Linked DNA regions of Homo sapiens: region 2 is linked to region 1. Evidence: chromatin contacts called from ENCODE Hi-C or POLR2A ChIA-PET data. All regions are on one chromosome and are shown on one strand. Each heading gives the region's core, a stretch centred on a gene start or an enhancer-like site at or near the end of the contact. The rest is flanking DNA. Distances are from core to core; before and after follow the strand shown.

Region 1 (4,465 bases), core at 1,310-3,809:
GTTTAAAATGGCAATAGACTGGAAATAAGCTAAGCTAAAGAAATTGTGCTATAGACGGTGTGGTGGCTCATGCCTGTAATTCCAGCACTTTGGGAGGCCGAGGCAGGCAGATCACAAGGGCAGGAGTTTGAGACCAGCCTGGCCAACATGGTGAAACTCCATTTCTACTAAAAATACCAAAGTTAGCCGGGCATGGTTGCTCACGCCTGTAGTCCCAGCTACTTGGGAGGCTGAGGCAAGAGAATCACTTGAACCTGAGAGGCGGAGGTTGCAGTGAGCTGAGATCATGCCACTGCACTCCAGCCTGGGTGACAGAGCAAGATTCCATCTCAAAAATAAATAAATAAATAAATAAAAGAGATGGTGCTATTGTGCTATAGCCATAAAATGAGAAACCATAAAAGACATGAATAAAAGAGTTAGATCCACACCTACTGAGATAAAGCAATCTCAAAGATATATTTTTCAGTGAAAAAAGTTCAGAACCAGTGTAGAAAAAAATGTGTGTAGATTTTTTTTTCCCATTAAGAAAATAAAGGGGGCAGTGCATGCATCCATAACACACATCCACAAACATGCAGAGATTTTCAGGAAGGTCACAAAAGAAATGGGAGAGTACTTGCCTCTAGGAAGGAAAACTGGGGGAGTGGAGAAAAGAAACTTCTTCCACACTAAATTTTCTTTCCTTTTTTTTTAAATTAGCTTGGCTTAGGCTCAAATCCACACTGTCTTGTCTTGTCTTTTTTTTTCTCTCTCTTTTCTTTTCTTTTCTTTTTTTTTTTTTTTTTGAGACAGGATCTTGCTCTGTTGCCCAGGCTAGAGTACTCTGGTGCAATCATAGCTCACTGCCGCCTTGACCTCCTGGGCTCAAGCGATCCTCCCACCTCAGCCTCCCACGTAGCTGGGACCACAGGCACGGTGGGGTGCACCACCCTCAGCTAGTGAAAACACATTGTTTTCTCACTGTGTTGGTCCCACTTGCCCGGTCTCACCCTATATTTTCTTACCCTACTTGAGTTATTTTTTATCATGAGCAGGCATTTTTTTCAAAGAAACCTTTTCTTTTCCTTATAAAGAAAAAGTATATATATAAAGAAATATATATGGAAATATATAGATAAGTATGGGGGCAGAAATATATATTTATATATACATATTTAAAGAAATATATATGTGTCTATGTAAAGAAATAGATATGTGTGTAGTGTGTGTGTGGTGTTATGTATGTGTGTGGTATGTATGCATGTATATGTGTGTATAAGTGCATGTGTATGTACGTGTGTGTGGTGTGTGTATGTGTGTATATGGTGTGTGGGGGGTATGTATGAATGTGTGTATGGTTTGTGGTGTGTGTAGTATGTGTGTGTATGTGTGTATTTGTGTATATATGTATTTGTATATATGTATGTGTGATGTGTGTATGTATGTGTGTATGGTGTGTGGCGTGTGTGTATGTGTGTGGTGTATATGTATTTGTGTATCTATGTGTGTATGTGTGTGTGGTGTGTGTATGTGTGTATATGTGTGACTAACTGTATGTGTATGTATGGTGTATGTGTGCATAAGTGTGTGTGTGTGTGTGTGTGTGTATTTGCTGTAGAGACCAGGTCTCACTATGTCGCCCAATTTGGTTTCGAACTCCTGGCCCTGAGCATTCCTCCCAGCTTAGCCTCCCAAAGTGCTGGGGTTACAGGCGTGAACCATCCCACCTGGCCTAGTTTTTTCATAAAAAGACAAAAAAGTCTTTATTTAGAAATATATTTATAAAGTGAACTCAGTAAACCTGGATTAACAACTTCCTATGAGGACAGCTAAAAAGGAAAGTTTTTTCTTCTCCATATGACATTGCTGTGAATTGGATTTACTCAAGCTCACATATAATGCCCAACACACACACTCATGCAAACCCCACACATTCCATGTGCAGCTGTGGTAACAAATGCAACCATTGGTACAACCCGACTGGCAATCCAGGCTCAGAAACATGTTCAATGTTGCAGGGCCGGCAGTCTATTGTCAGGTAAGCAGACAAATCCAGAGTTCTTTTAAGCTTTTTCTTCAACTCGCACAGAGTTTCACACCCCAGGGACCATCTTCTGCTTTATCGGTTATGACTGGAACTGCCCGTATCAGGCAAAGTGGCCCTTGAAGTGTCTGAGCCAGCGCAGCCATGATGGATGACTTCAGAGGTCGGGAATGTCAGACAGGTTTATCCAGGCCAAGGGGTAGCAGTCTTTGCTCCCGGTGTCACCCCTTCCACCCCTAACATCCTTGCACCCTGCCTCGCTGCCTCCCTGTGTGATCTACGGAGGAAACTGGGGACCATAGGGCCGTCTGGCCCTCGAGCACAAACCGGGGCCTGGGCTACACACAGGGGAGGGGCCCAGGAGCAAAAGGTGTGTGGTGACCCTGCTGCATACTCATAAAATACAGTCACATCCTTCTAAAAAGATAACGCAAGAGTTTTCATTACATACGCTGGCCTGATTCCTGCTGGTGACAAGAGTCCATGAGTCATTTCCTGCGAGTTTTTATGGCAACAATGTACAAATACCCCCTGGTCTGTAATGGTACCTGTGATTACTGAGCAATCCTGTGGGGAGTGGTGGAAAGAACCCTGGACAGGATTGGGAATCAGGGGCTCATTGTTAATGGTTTCCCAGGTCCTCTGTTTGAGTACGAGACCCTCTGTTCACAGCCTGGACCAGGAGGCGTTTTCCTCCAGCCTTTCCTACCATCCATCCACTCTGTTCTCTCCGGCTTTCACCCTTTCCCCGCACCCCACACACTCCTCCTTTCCCATTACAGAGCAACACACTCTCCCTAGAATATATGCACTCCCTTTAGCTGTTTTCTCAGCTCTACATGGCAAACTCCTACTCATCTGCCAAGCCCCACATTAAACCTCCTCTTCCAGGAAGCGTTCCCAGACTACCCCTGTCACAGTCAGTCATTTGCTTTTCTATCCTCCTGCAGACCAGTGTACATACCTCTCTCATAGCTCTTAAGATATTAATGATAATAAGGGCTAAATGTTTACTGATCACTTATCAGAATGCTAGACAGCCTTCTACACTTTACAAAGGTTACCTTATTTAACTCTCATGGTAACTCCATGAAGTAGCTACTCTTATTATCCTCATTTTACAGAGAATGCTACTGAGGACCAGAGATATTAAGTAACTTGCCCAAGGCTACAGAGCTATTACATAGCTAGACAAATGCCTGACACATAGTAGCTGCTCAATAACTATTCACCTGATGAATGATTAATTAAAGTGAATACAGAAATAATTACATATCTGTCTTCACATAAAGCTCAAGTAAGAACCACATCTTATTCATCTTCCAAACTATCCTCTCTGTCAAATGCCTGGTAAGGTGTAGGGCACTGGAAACACCTGCTAATGAGCAAATAAACAAAAGAATATAAGAGCAAACCAGTAAATAGAGTCCAAATCCCAGTAATGCCACTCTCTTCAGCTTTCTGGACCTCAGTTTGTGGCCTGTTAAATGCAGAGATTGCACATAACATCTGCTTAAGTTCCTTCTAGCATTAAAGATTTATATATAAAGATAACCAGAGTCCAAAATTTTGTGATTATAGCATTTCCCACACCAAATTACATATTGCAGGTTCTTCTGGGTCGTTTTCCTCCGTAACACTACTCAGTCGGGTGTAACATTCGAGTCAGGTGTTACCCTAATACAGAGCCAGTTATCAATCCTGAAAGAGTTCATTTGGCATGATCCTCAGTTCACCCTCATTCTTATCCAAACACAGTCACGCCCAGGGAAAGAATTATTAATATTCAGTGCCAATAATACCCTCATAAATAATCATCAATAATAAACAATAATCCCAAGTGAGATTTTGGAACTGGCACCTGAGCCACTGCTCTAGAGAGCTCTCAGGCCACTCTGCTTGTCCCCTGACACCTCCATTAGAGCCCGTCCTTCTTCTCCAAATAGATCCTGGTCCCCAATCTCTCACCACTGTCACACGCACGTGTGTATACACGCACATATGGTGGCACGGAGGCAGGAGCATGGTGCTCAGCATATGGCAGCGGCTGATAAATGCTTGTGAAATGCTAAAGCCCAGACCCACTCCAGGTGGTGCTGAGATGCATCCACTTTAGCACAAAGGTCGGGGTTCTGGCTGAATTACATTTATTCTTGCTCTGCCTATGGCTAACCAGGAGCTTGGCTTTATGCCTGGTACCTGACAAACCTGTGTCATCTGGCTTAGCATTAATGATCAGCCACATGTATGCAAATGCCCAGCATTTCTTCCTTGACTAATGCTCAGCATAAACCATGACACCAAAGGATGCCTGAACATGGTATGTGAGCAAGACAGTGTCTGTTCATGTTGGAAGAGGTGAGGACCCCTGTTCTGTGTTTTGACTCACAACAAGGAGTACAAGCACCGGCCTCATGGAGCTGGCCATTAACCACCCAC
Region 2 (4,846 bases), core at 506-3,005, 33 kb before region 1:
TGCTTCTGGTTTGCCAGGAATAAAAAAGAAAAAAGAACATTTCAGCAGAGGTAACTGCCCTTTCAAAGAGAAAGAGAAAGAAGCTCAAGGTGGATGGAGAGAAGGATACTTTGGGAGAAGAGACGGGAAGGAGAGAAAAGAGATGAGAGTTGGTCTGCAGCCAAATGGTAAAAGTCTTTTTTTTTTTTGAGACACAGTTTCACTCTTGTTGCCCAGGCTGGAGTGCAATGGCGTGATTTTGGCTCACCGCAACCTCTGTCTCCTGGGTTCAAGTGCTTCTCCTGCCTCAGCCTCCTGAGTAGCTGGGATTACAGGCATGTGCCACCATGCCTGGCTAATTTTTTTTGTATTTTTAGTAGAGATGGGGTTTTTCCATGTTGGTCAGGCTGGTCTTGAACTCCCAACCTCAGGTGATCTGCCCGCCTTGGCCTCCCAGAGTGCTGGGATTGCAGGCGTGAGCCACTGTGCCCGGCCAGTGAAAGTCTTAAGTGCCAAAGGCGTATTTTATGGCCTTGGTCCTGTTGGCATTTGGGACATGTGGGCAGAAGTGACAAAACAGGATTCTGTACAAGTCCCACGCTCGGTCCTCAATGGACACTGCATGCTGAAAAAGACAAGGATACTTCCCCACAATGACCTAGGATAGCTACATTCGGCAAAAGCCTTTTCATCCACAGAAAATCTTACGAGGAACATCGATACTGTCTAAAACCAGAGCAAAATGGCAATACTCTGGCTGAAAGAATGAGAGGAAACTCTTTCCTAAGGCAGGAGTTTGCCTGGGGGATCTGACTACCCCCAGCAAGGCGTCAGGCAAGGGAATGCGCACCCACTCCTCACTGCTTGACATTGCAGAGGCATCTGGTAACTGCCCTTCTGCTTGAGATCAAACCTTATCTTAAAAAAACACATTCCCCTTCCTCTAGCAAACGTTCCATCATCCAGTTATCACTCAGCTGGGCCTGCAGGGTCCCAAAGGGACAGTGCAAACAAGCATATCAGGAGCTCCCACACCACGATCAGTGTGGCTTACTGGTTGGAACCTTCCAGAGAGTTTGTAGACACCTAATTAGGGGAAATGAAGTCACCACTGAGATCCAGCTGGAGACTTCAGGGAGTGAGTGGGTGTGCAAGCCCACGTGCTTCCTCTCTGGATAGAGCCACCGGGAAAGAACCAAGCCCCGCTTCCCAAGCCCAGCACTGCTCTTTATCTCACTCCACAAACAGCTCCTTGGCTTGGACATAGCCAGACAATGACAGTCATTTCAAAGCACGACTCCAAGCCCCGACACTGGTGAGGTTTGCTTTGGGGTTAAGTCTGGATTCACTGCATTTCTTTGCAGTTAGTACATCTTTTCCTGTTTTGGAGCAGGGGTAGAAGGATGTGGGGTGAAGAGAGGCAGGAAAGAAGGAGGGGAGCCCCCTGCATCCTTCTGTCCACCAGGCCCGACCCAGTACTGCTCCCTGGACAAGGCAGGAGACCCCTTTCCCACCAGTCAGGGAGCTGCCATGCATTTTGCACGCAAACAGTAGCTGGTGTACAGTTTCTGATTCTCTTGGCTAAACCTAAAATCCCATTGGCGAAAGCTCGGTTTTCCCACCATCCTGGGCCCCAGTACATATTTCGGGCCTGAAATTTCAGAGATGCCAGTCATACCGTAATCTAAAGTCAAAGCAAATACCAACGGGCCTAATTATATAAAGGGAGAAAATTCGGTACAGATGTTATCAAGGCCAGAGAGATGGCTTGTTGGCAGGGGCCAAGTCAGGTCTTCTCTGAACGCACTTGCTGTGATTAATATGGGAACTCGGTGTTCTGGCAAGAGGCCAAATACCATGGCAGCCACGTGCCCGGGCAGAGGAGTGGGAGAGATGAGGACTTCCCCAGCATGCCCACTGTAGAAGCTCTGGATGCTGGATGTGGTCCAAACAGACCACAGATGCAAAGGGTTGTGATAACTCGACCCGAAGGAGCTCTTTCCTCAGACCCAGCTAGGCCTTATGTCCAAGGAAGGAAAGCTTTTCATTAAAACTCAATGAGATTTTAAGCTCCTGCCCCGCGCTCCCATGAGCTGTGTCCTTTCTGCTTCCCCAGAACCAGCTCTGCGGGTCATATTTTCCGTGTCTAACCCACAGCCAGTCCAAGGGTTCCTCTAAGGCTGCCCCTGTCCTCTGTATTTCTGTGTGTTCAGAGCCCAGTACCAGGCCTGCTACTTAGGAGGCCTCAATAGACAGCTGATGAACTCTCCACACCCTCTCCACCCATCCAGTTCTGGCTCTCCATTCACAACTGGGATGTTTCAGTTCACACCAGTTGGGGGTTCACATTTGCAGATTTCCACCCAGACTTGGGGAGCCAGGGTCTGCCAGGGCCACCAGCATCATGGATGTCAGCATATCTGTGTGCTCAGGTGACATAAATTATTACCCAGTGGGGAGCAGGGCAGAACCAACACCTGCAGGAAATCCATTGTATAGATAAGCTCGGCGGTGTTCAGGCCTCCACGTTAGCACAGAGGAGAGACAAACGCCTCATGGAAAAATCAGCTCTTTATCAAGGGTCAGGATGGGGGGATGGTGACCAACTAGCCCACAGTCAGGACACAAGGACTGGGCGGCCCCAGCTCACGTGTGACTTCTGCTCCTCCCCAGGGGAACCTGCAAACACAACCCACTTCTTGACATGGTGCATCTTCCAGCCGCCCCTCTCACCAGCCTACAAGTGGGCAAGTGTGCTGGGGCAGTCAGGAATGCATAAGAGATTCAGTCCCCAGAGGGAGATGCCGAGGGGACCAAGTGCTAAGCCAGGGGTTAGCAGTCTGCAGGTTTCATTTCCACTTCCGAATCCTGCCCTTGTGTTCCTTGAGAGCTGTGTGTGCAGACACTGCAGCGAGGTCGAGTGCAGAAGCTAGCACTTGACCAGGGTGTGGCGTTCTCCAGCTGGCTTACCCACCCTGCACCTCACCTAGAAAGGACAGTTGTGAGACCTAACTGCACGGTGCCTGGCACATTCTATTTGCCAGGCACTGTCCTATTTGCTTTGTGTGTTTCATCCTTGCAACTACCCTATGAAAGTGTTATGATCATCCCCACTTTATAAGTGAGGTAACTAAGGCACTGAAAAGTTAAGCAACTTGCTCCAGGCACTCTTATTAACTCTCTTTTTGAGTAAAGAGGGTAAGAAATGTCTTTAAAGTCACATAACAAATAAGCTGTCAGATCTGGATTTTAACCCAGGTACTATTGGTCTAAAGTCTATGCTCTTACCGGCTTGACTGACAGTGAAGCCCGACCTCAGTGGTGAGGTCAGGATGAAGTGAGAGGACTTGGCTCCTTCCCTGCATTGAGCACACTGTGGCCTCCTGAAAGGAGCTGGGGTTCAGGCTGGGTTCACAGGGGCTCTGCAAGGAACGAGCAAGCCAGGTCCAGCCTGAGCTTCATGTGCTTCCGCAGGGTGGGAAATCATAGGCTGGACAGAGCTTGAGCCTGTGCAAGTCACACTGGCAGGTGCCACCACAGTGGGAGTTTGGGCTTGGATAGTGCAAGCCTCCTTTGGTGAGGGTGGCCCTGGCAGCAAGCTGGGCATGGGGGAGGTCATGCATGGTGCTGTCTTCCTGGTAGCCGCAGTCCTCCCAGCACACTGACCTGCAGGCCAGCTCCCCAGGGCAGTGCACTGGTGCCAGGGACGTGCCACCATACTTCCTGGTGTGGCTCTGCAGCCTCCCTGGCTCTCAGTACCAGCCACTTATCTGAATCCAGGCAGGAAGCCCCTGGCTGTTACTGGTTTACCGTGAATAAGAACAGCTTGGTTCAGAATCGCAGGATGGAGAGTTTTCAAATTCAAGGTGCCACCCACCTGCCAGAATGTGTGTGTTGGGGGAGGGCTTGCAATAGGGACCTGGCTGCACAGCCTCACCCCTGCAGGGCAGTGCTGGGGTTTACTCATGAGAGATGGGGTTAACACTTACTGCCTGCTTATAATGTACAAGAACTGTGCTAAGCATGTTTTAAGAAATGCATCTCACTTGATTCTTACAGTAACCCTGAATTAGGCATATTCATCATCATTTGGCACATAGGAAACTGGAGCTCAGGAAGGTTAAATGACATAGCCGTGGTAACAGAACCAGGGTGAAAACCTAACCTCTGATTCCAGGGTACATGCTCAAAATCACCTGAGGTTCTAGCTGTGGAGGAATCTCTGAGAGGGGGTTGGCCAGTAGGGGCTCCCCAGGGGAACTTCAAGTGCTGCTCTGGGAAAGGAGTTACATCTCATCTGACTTGACATGGCCCTGACATCTCCAGACTCTCTTCTGTATCCAGTTATTCCTGAGTAACAATTACACACCACTTATCAATCTTAGAAATTTACAGAAATAAAATGGAAAAAGGTATCCTATGCTTTGTACGTTCCCTAAAAAAACCAACTAATTCCTCTGAGAAACATTCCGTTTCTCTCTGTTCTTCCCTTCCATCCTGAGCCAGTGCTCTCCTCCTCCATGACCAACTGTAACCAGTAGCTGCAGGGTCTGGATTTTCAGGGACAGTTTTATTCGCAGACATTCTGCCTTTTGGCCTCAGAAGTTCGTTCACACTGCTGCCTAGTTTAGAAGTTCTAAGCACAATCCTCAGGGCTTGTACCTCTCTGGGTAGCGGTTGGGTCTCATGGCATCTCCCCATTTAACACATAGGTTCCCCGAAGTCAGGGTGTGAGGGCCACCCCTGTACCCCTGCCAGCAGCAGAGTCGAACACCTCACTTGAGATCTGAAAGTATGGAGTGAACAGGTCAACACAGTCCCATCTTTGTTGTTGCCTGTGCATCTCTGTTGGGAAGACCAAGAATAA

Evidence for each region. Hi-C counts contacts between places; a loop is a spot of excess contacts on that map. ChIA-PET counts read pairs that join two places held with the same protein, here RNA polymerase II (POLR2A). Pooled maps may share reads with other maps.
Region 2: a loop to region 1 is called in a map of endothelial cell of umbilical vein, with 6 times the contacts of the local background. The contact joins two enhancer-like sites. A Hi-C loop is called at or near these places in 13 of 168 maps with a recorded cell type or tissue (CD8-positive, alpha-beta T cell, Caco-2, K562 and 10 more), 3 of 37 single-sample maps with no recorded cell type and 19 of 50 pooled maps. POLR2A ChIA-PET finds 5 or more read pairs at or near these places in 23 of 52 experiments (AG04449, AG04450, CD4-positive, alpha-beta T cell and 14 more).

What each region holds. Positions count from the first base shown.
Region 1 is chr11:12,165,270-12,169,734 of GRCh38, reverse strand. All of the region lies in intron 3 of MICAL2 (microtubule associated monooxygenase, calponin and LIM domain containing 2), which reads right to left. Among named protein-coding and RNA genes, the nearest start is that of MIR6124, 3.8 kb to the right of the region's middle. RefSeq lists an enhancer at 2,259-2,553. Within about 2 kb of position 2,559, at least 15 of the 41 ENCODE cell types and tissues checked have a DNase peak (open chromatin) inside an H3K27ac peak, as active enhancers do; they include endothelial cell of umbilical vein and mammary epithelial cell, where a contact is called at or near this core.
Region 2 is chr11:12,197,465-12,202,310 of GRCh38, reverse strand. The region is part of intron 3 of MICAL2 (microtubule associated monooxygenase, calponin and LIM domain containing 2); the gene reads right to left. Among named protein-coding and RNA genes, the nearest start is that of MIR6124, 36 kb to the right of the region's middle. Within about 2 kb of position 1,755, at least 19 of the 41 ENCODE cell types and tissues checked have a DNase peak (open chromatin) inside an H3K27ac peak, as active enhancers do; they include endothelial cell of umbilical vein and mammary epithelial cell, where a contact is called at or near this core.